Regions from separate parts of the Homo sapiens genome. Here all the other regions are linked to region 2. The links are chromatin loops, found by intact Hi-C in ENCODE. Cell type or tissue: PC-3. All regions are shown on one strand.

Region 1 (8,000 bases), 200 kb before region 2:
GGAAGCCACAATAAGCATATAAGTTGCCCAAATGAAGTTCATGCCTTATTTTGCTGAATGAATCAATAAATTATTTTCTATGCATCTACTATGTGATAACATTGTGAAAACATACAAGGACAATCAACCCCATTATTAAACATTCAGTACCAGGGCTTGCTTCATGGGTGTGCAACCTGTGCAGCTGAACAAGGCCCTGCCCTCAGAAGGGCATGCTTGGTTTAATGCTCAGCTGTCAGCATCTTAAAACTCTGGGTAATTTTGAAACAAGGAGCCCCACATTTTTATTTTGCATGAGTTTTTGTACTAGCCAGGCTTGGAAGGGTTGAAACTCAAATATGACCCTAATGTGACACATTGTCCCCACCTTCATCTCCCCTGCAATCTACTGTATCATAGGGGAATTGTAATGCATCATCCCTATGCTTAAAATTCATCAGCCATTTTCTCCTATGCATTGCATAATTTGTCTGTTTCTCTCGCCTCTAGCTTGACATAATCTTTCCCAACTCCCCTCCCAAATATTGCTTTATTATCGTAACTGGCAAGACGGGAAGAAAATGTGTCATAAGAGTATATGAAAAGGGGTACTCATGCTCAGGTGCCAGGAAATAAGTCTTGGGAAAGCTGAGAGGCTGACCTTCTAATTTTAAATTGGAGTCAGACATAAAAATTGACTGTATTGGTTAAATGATATTGGTTAAAAGTTATAAATGGCTTACAAAAGACTGCATCATTCCCCATTCAGAGGAAGAAACAAGTATATATCTGAGGCCTCCAGGAGGAAATTGAACATGGGGCACCAAGAATGAAGAGGTGGTAGAATATAGGCACAAGGCATCAGGGATGAAAGCAGAGAGAAAATACTAGGAGGTAGGAATGCTAAATTCACTCTCATTAACCCTGAGCATCAGGGATGTCTTGAAGATGTGCAACCAGCACAGTCACACAAGCTCCTGAGCTGACAAGGGGCCCCATGCTTGGTAATGCTCTACTGTGGCCATCTTGAAATTTTTAGTAGTTTCTGGAAAAGGAACCCCACATTTACTTCACATCAGGCTCTGCAAATTATGTAGCCTGTCCCACTTAGCACTATGTGAAGTGGTTTACATGTACTATCCTATTTAGTCCCTGAAAATCCATAACATATCATTACTGTGATTTTTTTTCTCTTAATGAGGAAACAGGTATGGAGTGGTAATGTACTGTACCAAAAGGCACACCACAAAGATGAAGCCAGAACTTTCATCCAGGTTTTTCTGACTGCCAAGCCAGTGTGTTTTTGATGACAGTGATAGGCTGGCTTTCCAAGTAAAGACAGGAGAGAGCAGGTGGCTCAGTCAGCTAGACTGCAGGGGACATAAATAGGATTAGCAGAGGACAAGGTAAGAAGGTTGAGTAAATCAGATCACTGTAGTCCCTGAATGATCATAGACTTTCCTATGGGACAAGGGGGGAAACATGAGTGACATATTGAGAGTTGGACTTTAGGAAGTCTATTATTGTGATAGTGTTAAGGTATTTTGTTAAGCAAACAAAAAGGCATGGAGAAGATATCTGGGGCTCATATAGTCCTTCAAATATGAGGTAACAGGATGAATAATAATGAAAGCTAATGTTTATCAAGCATTTACTCTGTGCCAGGCACTATTCTAAGCACTTTGGTATAATGCTTAAATACTGTAATCCCCATCAAAGTTCTGTGAGGTGCAGGTAGTTTTTAAATATCCTCCTGTTATTGATGGAAAAAATGAAAAGGAAAGCAAGTTTCAGTAACTTGTTCATGGTCATGCAGCCAGTGAGTGGCAGAGGCATTATTTACTTCAGAATCAGTGATTTAATCTTCAATAAGAATATTTAAAAGATGCCCTTTTTAACTTAAAGAGTTCTAAAACATATAAAAATGAAAAATATTAAAGAATGCTATTTTACAAAAGATCCAGGAGGATAGAGTATTAGCAGATTTGAGAACCTATCGTAAAGGAAAGCCATTTAAATCCTTTGGTTCTTGGCACAAAAACAGAAACGCAGATCAATAGAACAGATTGGAAAACTGAAATAGTTTTTAAAATTGTAACATAAGACCCCATAATAAAGTGTTAGGAGGAATTAATTAGAAAAACTTGATAATACTTTGAGGAAATGATCAGGTTAGATTCATACTTTGCATGATACACTAAAATAACTTCTACATGGATTAAGGATTTAAATACAAAAAATTGAATGACAGTAAAGCCAGCAGGAGATGGAATAGAATATCAGGTTTATAAGAAAACAGTAACTTCAGCTTTGAAGCAGTGGAATAAATTATGAAGGAAAAGATTGACAGATTTGAATACATAAAAAATTTAAAACTTGCTGTTTTTTCATCGTACAGAAGACTAAATACAAAGGATATTATTACTGAAGGCCATATTTGCATTCCATGCTACAAAGACAGCTTTAAAACCCAAACCATGTTACCCTTATTCAAATTTATAAGGAAAAACATCAGATCTCAAAATATAAATACTTAAAATATGAAAAAAATGAATACACTGACAATCAGTAAAGAGAAATTGTTCAGCCTACCAACAATTAATAAATATGTGCAAAATAAACTTGAGATAGGATTTTTTACCTTCTAAATAACTCCCCATACCCCCCCCCCCCTTATCCTTATAACACCCAATGTTAGTTAGATTGAAGCTTGTGTACTCATTCCTTACTGCTGGCATTGCAAATGTATACAGACTTCTTAAAAATTAGTAATACAAAGCTAATCAGGCTCAAAGCTGCATGAGTTTTTTCAGGCAGCAATTACATTTTGAGCACTTTATCGTCTGGAAATAATAGCAAAAGCAGATGTGAGCAAAAGATGTTCATCTGTTATTGTTTACAATAGCAAAACCCTGGAAACCTAAATGCCCCAAATTGAGAATGGTTTTATAAATTATGAGAAGGGACTACTTGTTATAGAGGGCAAGCCATTTGAAGATTTTTATTTTCAGGAGTTTGGTCCAAAGGGATGAGGAAAGAGACAGTGAAGTAGCTTGAGGGGAAAACATTAAGGAAAAATTGTCATTTATTTCATTGAAGCCTTGGACATATTTATCAATTGAGGGGGAACAAGATATTAGAGGAAATAAGAATGAAATTTTGAGAAGGAGAAGAGGGGGAGAGAGAAGGGGTGGGGAGGGGGAGGAGAGGCGGAGAAGGAAGAGTGGCGAGACTGGAGGTGCAAAGACCTCTGAGGCACAAAGAAGCCTCAAAGGCAAATGTGGAAAAGTTTGCTTTGGAGAAGGGATGTGACTTCCTCTGAGATAAAGATGAAGAAAGAAACATTTGAAGTGAAGAGAAGGAACAATTTGATCTCTGAGAATTTGACTTAGGTGAGTCTTTCTTGGTCTGGCAGAACCGGATACCCTGACACCTGTGATGCTGTAACTCTATAACATTTTCACAGCATTTGTTCACTCCGCATTTAGTGTGTCATTTTCCAGCTGTGAACGAAAACATGAGCAAAAGTGCCACCAGGGGGCAGGCTGGGCACTGGCAAAAGCACTTCAAAGAGACCATGGAAAAAGTCTTTTCCTTTCAGCCCAGGGGTCTATTCTTTGTTTTTGCAACAACAAACTGCATCAAGTCCAGAGCATTTTCCTTAATGGTTGTGTTGTGGGTATGGATTTTGCTCCATGAACTCAAGTGTGCAAGAAATGTCACAGTACTGTACTTTATTTTCTCTAAATAAAATTAAATTCAACTGCAAGCCACCATCCTAGGCAAGGCTGAAAGTCACTCAGTCATTATTACAGCTCCCACAGCCCCAAAGCATTCTGTAGAGATGAGGATCTTATTCAGTGCTCGTATTTAGGTCATCGGTCCATCCAGCGACTAGTGAAATACTTATGACCTGAACCAACATGATGTCTTGGTACATGGTGACAGTGCTGTATCCTTATCTGTTAGGATAGGGGCAGAAGTTCCAATGTCTGGAACGTATGCACACACGCACACACACACACCCAGATACCTCCTTAGGTTACGCAAAGAGGGAAGCTGAGGATGATTCCTATCTGTAGAAATTGTCTCCTGTACCCTCTTCTGGCTTGAGGGAAATTCCTCCTGCTTCCCCCCTGTGCCTGCCTCTTTGTCTCCTCTATGGTCTAATCATGGGCCAGCTTAGGCTACAAAGAACATCTAGGAAGATAGACATCTTCAGAACACACAAACTTCAGGAGAGGCATTGAAGCCCAGAGGCCCCATCTAGTTCTTGGAATCCGGAAAGGAGAAAACACAAGATCAAAATGCACCCACACCCATATGTCTAAACTGTGTTGCCACATTTGCCACAAGGTCACCGTCCTTAAAACACCCACTACTTGACAGATCTGACAGTATGAGACCGTTATCTTCTAGTAGATGAGAGAGCTCAAGCATCCCTCAGTCGATAGTGGGCCAATCCCAGAACTGCTGCCATGGAGGAGCAAAGATGAAGGGACAAACTCTCATCTCAAGGAGCTTCCAGTGACACACAGGTAATCAAGGACTGACGAATTTAGGTAAGATATTACACATTTCTAAATCACTTACCAATATTGAAAACATTAAAAACAAAGGGTTCACGTAATCATCTGTGTATTATCTAGCTTCTCTTAAAAATAAGACCCGGCAACCCTGGCCTGCATTCCTGCATGGCAGTCATGATTAGGAGCTGAGTAGAGGTTGTTCCCTTTAGCTGGGACCAATATACTTCAGTGTATCACAGTCCCCATCACTCCCTACTATGTTATGCTCAGGCTCCTCTCATTTATGCTACTTGTCTAGCTTCTATACGTACTTGGGTTTGCAACTCGACTGAGTAAACCAAATAAAATCAGAGACACAGTGGTAAGTGGCCTATAAGCATTAATTAAGCTTCTGCCTTTCCTCGATGTTCACTCTGATATACTTGGGAATTCAGAATTATTTCACGTAGACCTTACACGAACAGACGCTAAAGAAACAGACTTAAATGATAAACTTGGCTCATGTGCAAATGTTACACAGAAAGCCAGTGGCACTCCGTACAGAGAATAGTATACTCATGCCTCATGTATGTGTGCAGAACAATAGATGTTCATGAAATGCAGATTTAGCTGTGTTCCTTGGCCTCATCTCCCATGACTGTCATCGAGGGTGCCCAGTGGATCAGTAGGTCACAAGTGAACAAGTGTTTACTGTTAGCTGTGGGTGGCCACTCCCACAAAAATTCCTGAGAACTGGTCTCATCCTAACCTCAGGCCCATGAGCTCAGAGAACTGGTCTCATCCTGACCTCAGGCCCGTGAGCTCAGCCTCAGCCTGCAGAAATGCCAGCTTCATTCTTTATTTTAATTTTCAAGAGATAGGCTAAACTCAGAACTTATGCCACAATAAATTAGAACAATCCAACAGAAACAAGAGAAGAGAGGCTGTTAAGCTCAAGGAAAGAAAAAAAAATTTATAATGAGGACATCTGTACTTATCTGGCTTTTCTGGAGAGTTCAAGTTACTATCCACAAAACACATCTATGAAAATGTTTAGACCACAAAACAATATATTAATCAGCAAATAAGCAAAGTAATAACAAATTTTATGCGTTGAAAGATGCTATTAAATACAAAGGAAAACTCATCATGAACTTCCCGTTAAACATGCGCATACAACAAGAATTTTATTGGAACTTTTTGTTGGTTGGAATTGTATAAATCCAGTGGAGTATATTTAGAAAGACAATAATTAACTAGAAAAGAGATTGAGCATAAAAGCGAGAAAAGCACTGAGTATTCCCTGCCCTTCAGCTGAAGGAACACTCCAGCTTCTTCAGCTGATTGCTGAAGCTGGCCATAATTATCAGAAGTACCTAAGTGGCTTCTTGACCCTTAGTTGCAGAATGGCATAAGAACAAAACTGATAACCATTAGAATGCATGACAAATTGTACATAATATCTCTACCTGACAGAATACTTAAAACAACATTTTATCTTAGGTTTTAATGGTTTGGGGAAAGAGCATACGGTATCTACAAAATTCAGGACATTCATTAGTTAAGCATTCTTGAAATCTACAATGCCAGCCACTATCCAAGTAAGGGGAGCCTCTTAAGTCACATTTAGAGCTATTTTCTTTAAAAGGCACTTTGATATTAGACTCTTTAAACATAAATTTTAAAGTACAGCTTGAAAGCGAGTGATAACTACTAGGAAACAGGATTTTTGAAGGATATACTATAAATTCTGTAGCATAAGGTTTAAAAAAGAACCTCATCTTTGAACATTTTTTAAAGTGCTGCACCTTTAAAGACACAGGTGCTTTTAGTTCACAGTCCAAAAATGAGTGACTGAATATACTAATGTCAAAGACAATGACAAAATCAGAGTTCTGAAAAATACACAGCTTTCAATTAATTTGTGAACATGTGTGCATGTGTGTATGCATATCTACAAGTCCCTAAGAGATCAGGAGACGTTATACACAGGATTGCTGTTATTTCTAGCCGCTCCTAAGTCCAGATATTAGACATGCAAAAAGACATTCAGGAAATAAATGGGGCAAGGAAAGAGATACTGAAGCCCTCCCTAAAATCCAAAGCAGCAGCCTGTGTAGATGTCTTCACTGTGAGGTTTCCACGGAAGCACATCACCCTACTCAGATTATGCAGTCTCATCTTCAAGTGCCGTTAATCAGAAACCTGCCAGGGAGAATACTAAACTCTTTCTAAAGATATCTGGAATATCATCAAGTTTTATCACCAAACAATAAAACAAACCCGTCAAGTAGATTTTAAGATTTATTTCTCCTCTACTATTAAGGAGAAAGGAGCCTGTTATAAATGACTAACATTAGTCACAAATCTGCAGGTCAGCAAATGGAAAAAATTGAAATAACCATACATGAATACGAAAAGACAGCTTGTTAATTACTTTTAAGAACGTAAATTGTGTTGGCATAGTGTACTTATTTATGAAATATTGACAAAATAAGAAATATTCTACATCAGAATACTGAGTAATGATGGGGCAAAACAAACTAGTGGAATTTTCAATTACATTCTCTGGGGTCTAACATTTCCCATCTTATCTTTGCATTCTATCCTCAACTTTCTCATCCTCAATATCTGACCACTATAAGGCAGCTTCAGAAGAAGCAAAGATACAAACTTATTTCAGGAAGTTACTTTAGAAAGCAAAGTGTATAGGGCTGGGTGCGGTGGCTCATGTCTGTAATCCAAGCACTTTGGGGGGCTGAGGTGGGTGAATCATGAGGTCAGGAGTTTGAGACCAGCCTGGCCAACATGGTGAAACCCCATCTCTACTAAAAATACAAAACATTATCAGGGCATAGTGGTGAGCAGCTGTAATCCCAGCAACTTGGGAGGCTGAGGCAGGAGAATCGGTTGAACCCAGGAGGTGGAGGTTGCAGTGAGCCAAGATTGTGCCACTGCACTCCAGCCCAGGTGACAGAGTGAGACTCTGTCTTAACAAAACAAAAGCGAAGTGTAACTCTACCACAATGCCCGAAGCTTTCAGGGAAACCTAGGAAGCCTATTGAAGATCACTAGGAACCACCACTAGCAATGCGTCTAAACTTAAAACCAATGCAGATACTGTGTGTTAGGAAGGAGGGGAGAGATAGGGAGGAATGACATATTGGACACAATACCTGGGAACACATCATGAGAAAATAGTTTGCAAACTAATTAATTATTGTATAATCATGATCCTTAGAGTGGTACAATAAGAAAAGATTAAAACATTTTAATATTTAAAACCTTAAAATTCATCCTTATAAAAACTTTGTTGTTAAATCTACATGCTATATTTCTAAGGTAATACATGTAGATAATTTTTAAATGGTAAAAACGTACCATATTGGGATTAATGCTTATTTTTTTCTGGCCCTTGGGGGAATACATGGTTAAAACCTGGATAACTTTTTGTCTAGATAAAGCACTCAAGGAAATCTGGCTTCATTGGATCAATTACTCCACTAAGGTATC
Region 2 (8,000 bases):
TCACAAAAGAGGGGGATTGTGGACTAAAATATACAGTTGAAGAAATCTCACAGAAAAGTGAAAGCAAGAAGATTAAGGAGAAAAGAATAGAAAACTAGAAAATCCAGAAATCCAAATATTTTAATAATAAGTGCTTAAGAAAAAGATGTCAGGAAAATTAGAGGAGTAAAAGAAATAATTAAAAGCTTTTTCTGAAGTATATGTGTTTCCATTTGAAAGTGCACATTGAATGTTCAATAAAATAAGGGAGAAAAATTCACACAAGATATATTATCATGAAATATCAGAACACCAGAGAGACAAAATAAAATTTCCAGAATGAAAAGAAGTATTCCCAAAGCAATACTGAAAGATATAATTCAAAATTATCTTACAAAATGTGAAGAAAAACAATATTCAGCCTAGAATTCCCTACTCAGCCATACTAGCAATCGAATAGGATGGAATAATCATTTTCAGACATAAAGTGACCAAAATATTTACCTACCATGCACTCTTTCCCAGAAAACTACTGAAAGACGTTGACCATTAAAGTGATGGAATAAACCAAGAAAGAAGAAGATGGGAGGGCTGGGAAACACAAGATCCAACACTGGAAGAGTAAAAAATTCTCAGGATAAGGACAGAGGGAAGTCTCTGGATGTCAGGTGTGCAGCAGATCTAGAGCAACCAGTCAAGATTGTCAGAGGAGGATAGAGTGTTCCAGAATAGATGGAATTAAGCCAAGATGTTAGAATTGATGAATAAAATTATCCTGAGAGAGCCTTTAAGTTTCTAGCAAAGAAAGTTTAGATCCATAGAATACTTTGCAATTAATAAAATTATAGCAGCTATTTTCTTTAATGAAAAACCTAAAAATTTGTATGAGAAAGGCTATATAATGCAGGATAATTCATGGCTACACTATGAACAACATTTGCAAAGCTATAACAATATGTAAAAGGTTAATTTAACCAGAAATTGTGATGTAACCATATTAGGAAGATGGGAGAGGGGAGTTTAGGGAATATATAATAACTTTAACAATAAGCATGCTTAGAAATGGAGGTAAATATGAGGAAAAAGAGCTACAAAAATTCAGAACAGTTTCCCCTAGGGAGTGGGACTCCTGAAAGGAGATAGGTGCTGTACATTCCCATTGGTGTTTTTCCTGATAAACATTGTAGTAGTGCCATTTGACTTTTAGAACTATGACACCTATTATTATGATAAAAGAAAAAAATTAGGCATGTATGCAGAAGCAAATAAAACAAAATAGTTTTATTTGCCCCTTTATCGAAGACAGCTTCTAGCCAGCATTTCAAAAGATTGGGGGGAAAAGGCCAGGCGTGGTGGCTCATGCCTGTAATCTCAACACTTTGGGAGGCTGAAGTAGGGGGATCATGTGGTCAGGAGTTCGAGACCAGCCTGACCAATATGGGGAAACCTCATCTCTACTAAAAATACAAAAATTAGCCAGGCGCAGTGGCACCTGCCTGTAATCCCAACTACTCGGGAGGCTGAGGCAGGGGAATCGCTTGAACCCGGGAGGTGGAGGTTGCAGTGAGCCGAGATTGCACCACTGCACTCCAGCCTAGGCGACAGAGCAAGACTCCATCTCAAAAAAAAAAAAAAAAAAAAAAAAGATTTGGAAGAAAAAAAGAAGGAAAATAATAAGAAAGTGTCAACCTACTGTTTAAATACAGCCTCTACATTCTTGTACTCAGACTCCACATGCATTTCAGAAAAGCTTTATTGAAGCAGAAAAATACCCAAGAAGAGGTTCATGTTAATCCAGGATTGAAACGGCTGCGTGATAAGGGAACCACTTTTGCCAACAAGCTGCTCTTCCCATTACCCTAAAGCAGAGCTAGTTATGAGATAAGACTTTCTGTCTGGGGTCAGGCACGGTGGCTCACACCTGTAATCCCAACATTTGGGGAGGCTAAGGTGGGCAGATTACCTGAGGTCAGGTGTTCAAGATGAGCCCAGCCAACTTGGCAAAACTCCATCTCTACTAAAAACACAAAAATTAGCCAGGTGTGGGTGGTGCATGCTTGTAGTCCCAGCTACTCAGGCAGAGGTGGGAGGATTGCTTGAACCCAGGAGGCTGAGGTTGCAGTGAGCTGAGGTCGAACCACTGCACTCCAGCCTGGGCAACAGATGGAGACTCTGTCTCAAAGACTTTCTGTCTGAGAAAATCAAGACTGAAAAGAACATTGTCAAAATTTAATGTTATGAAATCTTCATAGAACAGTTGACCATAAGGAATAAACGTTGTGTAGAAGGAGTAGAGAAAGGAACAGGCAATGAGGGCATCCCTTAAACCCTTCCCTCATCTTTTCAAATAGAAAAAGTATTTTGTAACAGAGACAAATGTGATAAGGCAGTAAGGAGTACAGTTAATAAGCTCCATGAATTACAAAGCTAGTTCAGTGTAAACATCTGAAATATGTCAAGAAGCACGCCATTGGTGAACCACTGATACAAACGATATGGATCAATCTCAAAAAATGTGATGTTGAGTGAAAGAAGCCAGTACATGATGTATTCATTCATTTTGCCACTCTTCTTTAAACTATACATATATGATTAATATACTTTTATAGTATGATATATCTCCCAACGTAAACAATTCTGGAGGTTCACTCCTGCAATATTTCTAGAATATAGTGTTTTTACCTAAAAATACTGGTATCTATGGAGTAGGTCATTAATGTTTGCTGAAAACCTAGTATACTTTTGCTACTTTATACATATCACTATACATAATACTGAAAGTAACACTGAATTATTTGTCATTGATATAAATTAAAGATTAGAACATTAAGGCTCAGAGAGATGAAATAACCTTGCCCAAAACCTAGACATGCACGCAGATCTATTTGACTCCAGGGCTGCTTCTCTTTTGATACTGCCAGATTGTGAGTCATTCTGTTCTTTTATTTTAAGGGCATTTCTAAGAGGAAACCAAGGATTATTTGGAGTTGTGTACAAAACAATTTCAGGGAAGGGCAGTTAAAACTCTTCTCTCCCAGGAGATGGTTGGTATCCTTTTTGCCACACAACTTTTGTCCCTGCAGAGGGCACCTGAGGGCCTACTTCAACACAGCTCTTCTGCCATCTTTCACTCTTCTGAATAATTACGTGTGCTGATGTTCTGAGAAAGTGCCATCCTAGAAATTAACTTCATCAATAATACGAAAACATTTTTCTTTCCTGGTGGGAAATTAAATGAGAAAACAACTGATCAATGACTAGGAAAAGCCAAAAATTAACAAAACTTGAAAGCGATGGCTGAAACTGCTGGATGTGTTAGATGAATTATGTAGAATATTCCTAATGAGATGCACTAGGATCTGACTCTTGCCAAAGAAAGTAAACAGAACCTTGGTGATTTATTTAAAAATTGTTTAAATTCACTTGATCAATGGCTGAGGCTCCAGAGGTGACACGACCTCCCCAACATTGCTCTTCTTTCTGGAGAAAAAATAAATTAATGAAAGAGAGATAACTAAAGTTCCATTTCTGATCACAAAAAATTGCCTCACTTTGATTCTTTAGGAAATCTCTTTAGGTTGGATAAATGGCAGAATATAGAATCTTCCCTCTTCCCAGCCAGTTTCATTTTTAAAAGCATCAAAATGAAGCCTCCAGAAGGGAGATAAGTGCTGCTGCAGACAGCTGCAAACAATTAATTCTTAAAAACAAAACTGAAAACAGACTAATTAATTTACAAAGTGTGCAGGGTGTGTCAAGAGTGCAGTAAAAATCCATCCCACTTAGTGTCCACCCGTATTTCGGTAAAACAGAGCATTTGCAAAGTGCTATATATTAAATTATAAGGCAAAACTATGGTGCATAATTCTCAGATGCCCGCATATATCTCTCTAATAAGAACAGTTTACCTAAAACCATTTATAATGTAATAAATTTCTTAATATTGAATTGGTAAACATCTGCATAGCCCATGCTACCAGGACTGTATCTGTGAAATTCTTAGTAAGCTGGTTGGCTCAAACCAGGGTGGTAGCAAAAGACGTTCTGAGGAGGTAAAAGTGTGGATCCATTTTCAAGATAGAACCAACAGGATTTTCTCACAGATTGAGGTAGGTCATGAGAAAGAGATGACTCAAGGATTTTTGACTTGAGCAAATAGATTATGAAGCTTCTGTAAAGCGAGATGAAAATTATGGGTGCAGCAAATTCATGGGGACAGGGAAGCTCAGTTTCGACATGTTGATTTTGAAATATCCACCAAAGCTCTAAGTAGAGAGCTAGAGTAGACGGTCGAATGTATCAAGAAAGAGCTGGGGAGAAAGACAATAATTATTGTGTGCACACTTGGTTGCAGGGACTTTATATTCATTACCTCATTTAATTCCACAGAAGTTTATGTGTTAGCTATTCTACCTGTTTTGTTTTATATTGTTTAATAAAAAAAAGTATTGAGTATCAAAGAATTTGAATAACTTGGTAAAGGCCCTACAGCTGATAGATGGAGAAGCTGGAATTCAAATTCAGGTCATCTGATGCCAAACCAAAGTCTATGCTTTTGTTTTTGCTAACCATGCACCCCAGGAAAATGCCCTTTGCATTTCTTTACACTTTGGAGAAGTGAATATTTCACCTACTTTTATTAATTAGAATGTAGGTTGCATGTTCTAGAGACTCCAAACAATAGTGGTTTAAATAAAACCATTGAAGCGATTGCTCTTTTACATAAGACTGGAGACAGGCAATGATGGACTGTTGTGGCAGCTCTGCTGCAGGGCTCATTTTGGGACCCGGGCTCCCGCTATTTTCTTGCATCACCATATCCATGATAGTTTTCTTCTCTGAACAGATCAGAATAGTTGACTGTCAGGGTTACAATCCAGGCAATAGGATAGAGGAAGGGAGAAAGAAGAGCCCAATCTGAAAGTTGCACACATCATTTCCACTCATATCCTATTGGCCAAAACCTTTGGCCTAGCTTCAAAGCAATCTGGGAAATATTATCTTTACTTTGAACATCCAAATGTCCAACTAAAAATCAGGATTTCTAATACTTTGAAAGAAAAGAGGAAAATAGATGTCAGAGAACAGCAAGCGTTGTTTACTACTTTAGTACAAGGTGGGCCAAATCTCTTAATGTCTTCAGATGAATGCTTATGAGATAAGTTCATTTGATACAGATTTTAACTTGGAAAAAATGATTAAGATTTCAATTAATGTGTGAACCTGAAAAAATGCCAATTATTTCATATAAGATAAAAGGAAACACAGTTTTCAAAGGATGGAGACAAAGTGAGTTTGTTAACTGTGTTTATACTATTGCTATATGGAGCCACCACTTCAGCTAGTAACAAAAACACTTGTCATTCTTGGCCAGGGTGAGTCTTGAATGACAAGAGTTTTGAATTATCAGATGTTTCCAGTAGTGCGTCTGTCACATAAACTGTGACCACCCAATAATTCTAATTTTCCTTTCCATGATCCAATATTCAGACAGTTTTGTTTTTTTTTTTCTTAGAGCAAAGCAGATCTTGTCAAAATAGCTACTATTCAAAACAGGCTGCCAGTTTTAGGAAGATAGGGTCAAAGAAAACAAGATCTCCTCTCCTCTCTGCTTCTATTATTAAGTAGAATAACAATGAGAGTAATGACAATGAGGAATGAGAGAAAATATTTAAATGTAAGTCCCAAATTTGCATTTCTAGCTCAGACTTCTAGCCTAAACTGAACTCCAAATTCATATATAAAATTATCTCCACTTTGAAGTCTAGTAGATACAATTTCAAAATGTCTAAAACTGAATTCTTACTATATTGACACCATGCACACACTACCCATCTCAGTTGATGGCAGCTGCATCTTTCCAGTTACACTATCCCTCCATAGTTCAACAGTTTAGGTTGATTCTTCTCATTTTCTCGTATCTACATCCAATTTTCTAGAAAAGCCTTTTGGTTCCACCTACATACACATAATCTGATGACTCCCTCACTGCATTCACTACTGCTATCATGGAACCAACCGTCATCTCCTCTCTTGCCTGGATTATTGCAGTATCCTCCTGTGCTATCTCTACTCCCTGTAGTCTACCCTCAGCAAAGCAGCCAGGATGAAGCTTTTAAAATATGACTCAGATTATGTTCTTCCTCTGCTTAAAAGTCTCCAGTGGTTTTGCATATGCCCTGTAGCAGTGTCCAGAGTCTTCCTAGTGGTCTTCAAGGCCTGTGGGATCCGCTCTGCTACCACTATCCCCCCACTCACTCAGCTGAATCCACACGGGCCTCCCAGCAGTTCCTGGAACAGGCAAGCATTTCTGCTTCGGGGCACTTGCTCTTGCAGCCCTGCCTGAAATGCCCTTTCCTCCCATCGTCCCCTTAGCTCACTTTCTCACCTCCTTACGCCTTTGCCCATATCTCACCTGAGAAGTGAGGGCTCCCTCCGTCCCCTGTTTAATACCTCAACTACTCCCGTAATCCAGTATCTAGATTCCATTTCTCATATTCTTTTTTTTCATAGTGCTCATTATCTGTATTAATTTGCCATGTGTATTCTTTCTCCATGTGCATTTAGAATACCAGCCCCAAGTGGACAGGGATCTCTGCCTTGTTCATTACCACACGCCAAAGCCTAGAACAGGTTACTGATGGCACTCACTCAGCTCCCAACACACATTTGTTGGCTAAATATCTTTTTCAATTTATAAAGAAAAGAGATTTAATTGGCTCACGTTTCTGCAGGAAGCATGGCTGGGAGGCCTCAGAAAACTTACAATCATGGCAGAAGGCAAACAGGAAGGAGGCACGTCTGACATTAGTTTATTAAGTCAAACAGATAAATTTCACCCTATGGACCCTCTCAGTTTTGAGAACAGCAGTGCTACACTGCCAAGAATTCATGCTAAAACAAACCATAAACCTGACCTACGTCCCTAGTCTGCTGACTTTGCCCAAAATCTAAGCTCTTGCATTAGACTTTAAGTCCAAATGATATCATCATGGATTTTAGAAGAAAACATATATTGCCTTTGATTTTTATTTTTAAGGTGATAGTAATAAAGACCAGGCAGTATGAACACTGAATGCAGTGAACTTTGCTTGCACTTGCTGGAATACCCTAAACCAGCCTATTGGTTTTCCTATGTAGTTTCTGTAATTGTAGAGCAGTTGGAACAGGGCTCCGGCAAGTTACCAGCTTACCTATGCCTCAGTAAATCACTGAGCCTTAGTTTCCTGATTTGTAAAACAGGGGACACTCACAGCCTTGTAGGAGGGCTAAATGAGTATATAAACAAAAATTGCCAGGCACATAGTAAAAGTGCTATTTATTACCAGCTTGGATTTTACATCTATATCACTAAGCTAGCATTACAATAGAAATTAAAATCTGAATATCTGGGTTAAGAAAAGAAAACAGATGATGAAAATGAGGGTAGGAAAATCAAACAGGTTTGAATAAGCCAAGTTAACTTTTATCTTAATGTTTAAATACAAGATACTTCAAATGTAGGAAAGTAATACTTACACTAGCAGTATTACAGCCAGGTATTTTATTTTGAGGAGGTTTCCTTAAGTTCCTAAGTCCCTTAAGTTCTCCTCATTCTCATTCTCCTTTCTCTGGTGAATTTAGTGTGCAACCTACCAGCATATGTTTTATCCTTTTACTATATAGAAGCATTATACCTTTAGTACACGTACTACATGCCTATATAAACAATATAGTGATGTTTTGTTATTACATTTGTATGTTTCTGCTGCTACTCCATATGAAAAGGTATTATAATGTAAATATTAATCTTTTTTCTTAACATCAAATGTTGGTGATATATTCATCCTGGTTGACATAGCTTTAGTTCTGTATGGCAGGAGTCAGCATACTTTTTCTGCAGAGGGCTGAACAGTAAAGGACCAGTACTGTAGGCTTTGCAGGCCACACGGTCTCTATTGCATCTACTTGACTCTCTGGTTATGGTGTAGAACAGCAGCCACAGGTAACGTATAAATGCGTGAATGGGGCTGTATTCCAGT
Region 3 (8,000 bases), 140 kb after region 2:
GCGAAAGAACAGGTGGATGAGTGGTGAGTGAATGGGTAGAGGATTGAACGGATAGTGAGTAAATGGGGAATGGGTTGATGTGTGGTGAATGAATGAGTAGATAAAGCTGTTGAATGCAACACCATTCATTTACTCAATCATTCCTCCTCAGGCTCCCTGGAAGCAAAAAGTATACCTTGCAGGGAAGGAATGGCTAGTATGCTAACATCTTTAGGCAGGGATCCCTGAGTAATAAGTATATGGGAGTAGGTAAAGCTCACAGGAGGAATGTTAATTTGCTTCACTCATTTACCACACCTGCCTGGCCCCTAGAGGCGATTGAATGGGCAACCCTTCAAGAAGGCAGTGGTTATGCCTTCAAGCATTCACCTAGAAGCAGATCCTAAAACAAAGATTTGATGAAAATACTTTATTAGGGAAGGAATCTCAGATAGCCCCGTTAGGCAATAAGACAGAGAAAGGAAAGCAATGAATAAAGGTGGTTTTATCAGGCCCCTGTCACTCTGTATCTAATTTTAATCCTGATGGGTAAGTCTGGGAAACTATATAAACCATGCGTCTCAGAGTTATTCCCTGTGTAGAATGAGGGAATGGGGGTATTTATACACCAGCTCTTAGCAGTCATTGTTTAGGGGCTGCAGGGTGTGATGGCAAGTGTGGTCTCCCACTGCCTTGGAGAATACCTTCAGGAAGCAAGATACAGATGCTGGCGGTTGGAAGCCTCAGGAGCAGGCTGAAGATTCAGAGGATAAGGCAGGGAACTGGGCATCTTTTGCAGTTCCTTCACCGCTGTATTAAGCACCTGGCAGATCTTAAGTCCCCCAAATAAATGTAGATAAATGAATGAATAAATGTAAATCCGTGAGTCATTTCATGGGAATGTGGCACTAATGGCCTGATTTCAGGCAGGGAACTAGGCAAGTAGAAGACATCCCTGAGGCAGGATTTCACACATGTATATATAAATAAGTCAGGCACAGCAACCTAAGTGCACTCCTCCTCAGAAACTGCTCCTACAGGAAAATTATTTGATGTTTTCCAAGTACTTTAAAAGAGTCAATTTACTACATAATTAAAACAGCATAATTATTTGTACTTAATACACTGGAGTCAGTGACAATAACAATTATAATAATGTGCTTAGCTGGCACAAGAATTCAACTTCAGGAATATTGTACACATACTAGTTTGTTGCTTCCATTTCTGTTTCTTTATTTTGGCTATCTAAAAATGTCTCCATCACAATTTTGCTGAAGACCATATTCAGGAGAGAAGGTCTGGAGAGGAGATGTAATTACTGTTTTTTTGCATATAACTTATGTCTCCACCTGTGTCATCTCTTTGTACCTGACATGCATGTTCCCATGTGATTAATGTTACCCCAACGGCTGTCAAGTCACATTTTCCTCTTTTCAATAAAAACTCCTAGCATTCCCATAAGGTTTTACAATTTCCTGGGCACTGTCCCTTTAGAGATGCTTGTGTGGGTCTTATGACAACCCTGGAAGAGACTCATATGTAGGTGTTACTACAATAAAATCCTGTAATGGGAAATAAGTGGGCCCCAAAAAAGTAATTGCATAAAACATGGGATTGCATTATTGTGAAGTTAATGAATACATACATCTTTTATTTGTTTTTGCAGTTACCTTATGGAAAAAAAAAGTTTTTATTTATTAGATGTGTAGGAATTTAGCTTTATTATAAATAAAATATTCGTTGAACTTAAATTCCTCCACTGAGTGAAGATCAGTCCTAAAACCCAGTTGCATTACACCTAGGATGGCCAGAAAAATCCCAGCAATATCCCATTTACTTGCAAAAATGTCCCAGTAAGGATAATAAATTTAATAGCCACTCTAGCTATAGCTGACTTAACATTATCATGATTAACTTTTCAATAATATTTAACTGTATTTTTCCATTTTTCAAGAAACTGATGAGAAAACTGAGACTCAGGAAGTTAAATTGTGTTCCCAAGAAGACGCCATAATTATTTGCTCAAAACTAAAGCTAAAAGCCAAAACTAGTTTTCTATCCAGCCTGGTGGTTTAGCTACCTCCTGGCATACTGCCTTTTCATTCAGACTGACAATAATTATTCATCACTCAGCAAATATTGACCTTCACATAATAAAATCATTGTTATCATTTGACCCTACTAACTTCTAGTCCTTGTTCTTACAGATATTCTATTTTAATGTATTTGTAGTATTAGCATAGATAGTTTTAATCTACATTCTCATTCAACATTATACTACACTATCAATTAGAATTAGGAGTGATTCATACAAGGTAGAATTTTTTTCTTTTAAATGAGAGAAGTCTGGAGGTATGCAATTTAGAATGTTACGGTGGTTCACAGTCATCAAAGACTGAGGCTCTTCTTTTTCTCCTTCACCATCCTAGAGCTTAGCTTCCAGCCCAAAGATGCCTTATGACTCAAAGATGGCCACTGAAGTTGCGGTTTTCACATGTGTGAAGTTGGAAGCAAGAAGGAAGGAGGAAAGGGCAAAAGGAGTATATGTCTCAGCTGAGTCAGTTCCTTTTAATCAGATTTCTCAGAAATCTGATTCAGCATTTCATCCCACTGGCCAAAACTTAGTCACACTGACACACTTAGCAATTAAGAAATCTTAAAAATGTATTATTTTAGTTGAGGTTATTTGTTGCCTCAATAAAATTAGGATTGTGTTTTCATAGAATAAAGGAAAAATCAGTCAATCATTTTCACAAGAATGCTTCACAAGAAACCATGCCAAAACTCAGTGAATTACAACAGCAAGCATTTCTTTCTCATTTGTGTGTTTTAGATCAATCAGGGATCACAGATTGAGGATGGTGTCAGCTAGGCTGACTTTTTTTTTTTTTTGATAAGGGGTACAAGTGCAATTTTGTTACATGGATACATTGTGTAGTGGTGAAGTTTGTTTTCAGTGTATCTATCACCTGAATAATATACGTTGTACCCATTAAGTAATTTCTCATCATCCACCCCTCTCCGACCCCTTCACCCTTCTGAGTCTCCAGTGTCTACCACTCTACACTCTATGTCCATGGGTACACATTATTTAGCTCCCACTTACAAGTGAGAACATGCAGTCTTTGTCTTTCTGTTTCTGAGTTGTTTCACTTAAGATAATGGCCTCCAGTTCTACTCATGGCTGCAAAATACACGATTTCATTCTTTTTTATGTAGACTTGACTGCAGGCTAGGACTTCAATTCACTCTACTTCACCTGACTCATTCTTCTGGCACAAGAGGGCTCCCTGGGGCAAGTTCTTCCAGGATAATAGCAGATGTGCAGCGCAATAGAGCAAGCCCAGTCATGCTAGAATATTTCAAGCCTTGACACAATCTATGTCCAGTAAGATCTTATGTCCAAAGCAAACTATATGGACAATCCCAAGTTAGAAAGGCAAGGAAATGCATCTTGACCATGAGGAGACCACAGCAAAGGAGGTGAGGTATGCTTGCTGTGTACACCTCCTATAGGAGAGTGTTGGGATCAATAATTCTATCTGCCACAGTAAGCAGGCCATAATTTTCTATTATAACATTCTCTTTCTTCCCTCGCCTCTAACTACCTCCTGCCTATCTTGTTCTTCCCTGTATACAGTTCCAAGATGGATAGTTACTAAGCTGTAAAAACTCATAGGCCCACCCAAGACTGTCCCCATAACAAGCTTGATAATATTCTTGGAGAATCTGATATATGATCCCAAGAGTTAGGAGTGTGGAGGGAAGGGGAGAATAGTGCCTGATTCTGCCTGGAGAGGTCAAAAAGTAGGAACCTGCTGTGGGCTCTCACATTCACAAAGTGAAAAGAGAGGCTAGGGTGGAAGTGGGTCTGTACACTGCAGTCTAGTGAGGAAGCCTGCATATGTTCCATGGTACTATTAGATGCCTTGGAATAAAGCCAGCCTCCAGCTTTCTTGAAACCCCAGTGAGGGTTTCACTAAGAAAGAGAAACTGCAGAAGTATACCAAAAGCGAAAACAAGATAAGGGAAACTCACAAAAGATCAACAGAGTATGCATCACCTATGTCAGTGACTAGGGTGGTACAGTGAAGAGAATTACTATATTGCCTAACTCAAGGGATGCCAATCATATCACTGTCCTATGGAGTTAGCAATACACAATCTACGTGGCCTTAATCATAAGTCCTCACAGTGCATAGTGTATACATTTCTCTGAAATTCATCCTCTATTAATACAACAAAGACATACTTCCATATCAATAGGTTTGAACCTGTTTCTTAGGAGGTTATATAGTGCCCTATGGTATAGATTTACCAAAATATATATAATTCCTCCCTTAATAAAGAGCATTTATGTTGTTTCCTAACTTTATTGCTACAAACAATACTTCAAAAGATTCTTGTACATATATCTATTATTATGTCATACACAAAAATAAATTCTGATGAATAAAAACTTACAAATAAATGTAAAAGAAAAATAGAAAATATTAGAAAAATATAAGATCATGCTTTTATACTTTGGGATTTGGGTATCCTTAGTAAATGTAACACAAAATAATCCCCCGTATAGAACTTCTATATGGATAAACCTAATGCAGAGTTTAAAGACAAATATACTTGAAGCTAATCTTTGCAATGCATATTATAGACTAATGGCCAAAAGTACATTTTATTTAAATCGCTTCTACGAATTGATTTTTAAATGAATAAATCAATTTAAAAAATGAGCAAAGATGATTTGATAATTCACACAAGAAGAAATACAAATGGAAAACAAGACACTTGGTCCATTAGTGAATATGAAAATGCAAGTAAAAACAACAATAAAATATAACTTTTAACAAATTTTCAAAACTTAAAAGTATTGGTAATATATATTGTTGGTGGGAATTTTAATTTTAAAAATAGGAACTCTTCTCCTTACTGAAGGTAGGGGACATTAGTACAATTTTTTGCAGGTCAACTTAGCGCTATTTACCAAGATATTATGTAACAACTCAATATTTCATTCCTGGAAATTTATCCTAAAGAAATAGGTCTACTTGCACACAGAAATACACACACATGTACAGACACACACACATGCACCGGCACAGACACGCACACAGACACACACATTTCATATGCAGGATGTTTTGTTAAGCAAAAAAAAAAAAAAAAAAAAAAAAAAAAAAAAAAAAAAAAGAAAAGAAAATGAAAATGACCTAAATGGACATTAAGAAGACAATATTATAGAATATTTTGCAATCATTAAAATAAATGGTGTAGATCTATATGATCTAACTCAGACAAATGTCCACAATATATTTTAGAAGAAAAAAAGGTGTTAAAAATATATGTAGCTTCATTCTGTTTATCTAAAAATACTTCTTTTCATTTTCATTTTTATTTCAATAGTTTTGGGGTACAGGTGGTTTGTGGCTACATGGATAAGTTCTTATGTGGTGATTCCTGAGATTTTAGTCTACCTATCACTCAGACAGTACACACTGTACCGAATAGGTAGTCTTTTATCCCTCACTTCCTCCCAACCTTCCCCTCTGAGTCCCCAAAGCCCAATATATAATTTCTTATGCCTTTCTGCCTCATACCTTAGCTCACACTTATAAGTGAGAACATATGATGTTTGGTTTTCCATTCCTGAATTACTTCACTTAGAATAATGCCCTCCAGCTCCATTCCTTTTTATGGCTGAGTAGTATTCCATGGTGTGGATATATACCACATTTTCTTTATCCACTCATTGGTAGATAGAAGCTTAAGTTGGTTCCATACCTTTGCACTGTGAATTGTGCTTCTATAAACATGTGAGTGTATGAGTCTTTTCATATAATGACTTTTTTCCTTTGGGTAGATGATACCCAGTAGTGAAATTGCTAGATCAAATGGTAAGTTCTTTGAGGAATCTTTATACTGTTTTCCACAGTAGTTGTACTAATTTACATTCCCACCAGCAGTGTAAAAGTGTTCCCTTTTCACCACATCCATGCCAACATCTGTTGTTTTTTGACTTTTTAGTTATGTCCATTCTTGCAGGAGTAGTAAGGTAGTATCTCATTATGGTTTTAATAGTGATGTTGAGCATTTTTTTCACGTTTGTTGGCTGTTTGTATAGCTTCTTTTGAGAATTGTCTATTCATGTCCTTTGCCCACTTTTTGATGGGATTATTTGTTTTTTTTATTGCTGATTTGTTTGACTTTCTTGGAGATTCTGGATTTTAGTCATTTGTTGGATACATAGTTTGTAAATATTTTTTCTCACTCTATGGGTCATCTGTACACTCTGCCAGTTGTTTCTTTTGCTGTGCAAAAGCTTTTGTAGTTTAATTAGGTCCCATTTATTTCTGTTTGTGTTGCATTTGCTTTTGGGGTCTTCATGAAGAATTTTTTGTCTAAGCCAACGTCTACAAGAATTTTTCTGATGTAATCTTCTAGAATTTTAATGGTTTCAGGTCTTAGACTTAAGTCTGATCCCATCTTGAATTGATTTTTATATAAGGTAAGAGATAATGATTCAGTTTGATTCTTCTACGTGTGGCTTACCAGTTTTCCGAGCACCACTTATTGAATAGGGTGTCCTTTCCCCAATTTATGTTTTTGTATGCTTTGTCAAAGATCATTTGGCTATAAATATTCAGCTTTATTTCTAGGTTCTCTATTCTGTCCCATTGGTCTACATGCCTATTTTTATACCAGTACCGTGCTGTTTTGGTATCTATACCCTTGTAGTATAATTTGAAGTCGGGTAATGTGATGCCTCCAGATTTGTTCTTTTTGCTTAGTATTGCTTTGGCTACATGGGCTCTTTTTTGATTCCATACGAATTTTAGGATTGTTTTTTCTAGTTCTGTGAAGAATGATGATGGTATTTTAATGAGAATTGAATTAAATCTGTAGATTGCTTTGGGAAGTGTGGGATTTTTTTTAAAGCATTTGTATAACTGTAGAGAAATTCTAGAAGTCTTTACTCCAAAGTTACTTTTATAGGACAGGGGGGTGTTAGATTGGAAGCTAGAAAATTCTTCTTTCAATTTATCCATTCTTATTCTTTTGAGTTTGTTACAGGAAGCATATATACTTTTATTTTAAAAATAAAGATTTAAAGAAGAGAAATTGCTTTTGTGTCTGACCCCTGCATGCCTGTGCAGGATAAGGTTTCCTTCAGGGTAAGCAGGGGTATGCTGGTGAATCAGCTAGACTGGGGTAGGGGGAAGAAGGGAGCCCTGATTTGTAGTGTTTGTTGATTTCCATGATGCAAATATTCCCACCATGTTCAATTTCAAGTGGCTCACAATATACCTGAATATTTAATATAATAAATGTTCAATACATCAATTTTTAAAATCAGCTGTTGAAGAGAACTAGACTGCCAATGCCCTGAATAAGCAAGTCAAGTGAGAGATTCTGCTCTGGTGGAATGGAAACTCTGCTGGCTGGGACAAGTTTCAACCTAGATGGTTCATAGCACATCTGTCTCTCACCCCAGCTCACTGCTAAGCATTCATGATTCAAAGCGTCTAAGGCTGGTGTAGTCTTACTACAGTTTTTCAAGGTCATTCACTTCACCAACTTTCTAAGAGATGCTTCACCCTTTAGAAGTAGGTCAGGTGGTAGAAGCAATGTCTGCCAGGAAGGATTCTTCATTCATTTCAAGCTCAGGCGGCCTCCAGGCAACTGAATTCTGCAGATGGTGCACACAGAGAGAGAATCTGGGTGAACCTTTTCCTTTACAAAAATATTTCTGCAGATGGTAAGGCTTGAGAGCTATAGTGCGTCTCCCTTTCCCGGTGATGCTCTATACTGAAGCAGTTAACAAGGCACCTGGCAACTCACCCAGCCAAGAACTTGAAGGAATACCTGTCACCAATTTGTTTACAGTCTAATGGCACAGGAATCAAAGCAATATTGTACGGTGAATGCTGTGATGGCCAGGCCTATTTCTAGCATTTGTGGGGGCTATAAAACCTGACTTCATTCTCTTCCCATCCCAGGCTCTACCCACACTTCAAGGGTCC

The links. Peaks named below come from ENCODE experiments on the same cell type or tissue, not always from the same donor. Only the 100,000 strongest peaks of a DNase experiment are listed, where the experiment ranks them.
Region 1: it touches region 2 in a loop (5-fold over the local background); 3 of 110 quality-filtered maps call a loop at or near these places.
Region 3: a loop joins it to region 2, with 2.2 times the contacts of the local background. A loop is called at or near these places in 2 of 110 quality-filtered maps.

Annotation. Positions count from the first base shown.
Region 1 is chr3:30,765,396-30,773,395 of GRCh38, forward strand. The region is part of intron 14 of GADL1 (glutamate decarboxylase like 1); the gene reads right to left. Among named protein-coding and RNA genes, the nearest start is that of GADL1, 130 kb to the right of the region's middle. In PC-3, CTCF peaks have their summits at 3,516 (motif pointing right) and 3,716; DNase peaks (open chromatin) are centred at 3,496 and 5,176; H3K27ac peaks cover 1,270 bases.
Region 2 is chr3:30,967,324-30,975,323 of GRCh38, forward strand. No RefSeq gene overlaps it. Among named protein-coding and RNA genes, the nearest start is that of GADL1, 77 kb to the left of the region's middle. In PC-3, a CTCF peak has its summit at 3,077 (motif pointing right); a DNase peak (open chromatin) is centred at 3,058.
Region 3 is chr3:31,103,124-31,111,123 of GRCh38, forward strand. No RefSeq gene overlaps it. Among named protein-coding and RNA genes, the nearest start is that of MIR466, 55 kb to the right of the region's middle. In PC-3, CTCF peaks have their summits at 3,302 (motif pointing right) and 3,514; DNase peaks (open chromatin) are centred at 2,098, 2,478 and 3,268; H3K4me3 peaks cover 440 bases; H3K27ac peaks cover 2,366 bases.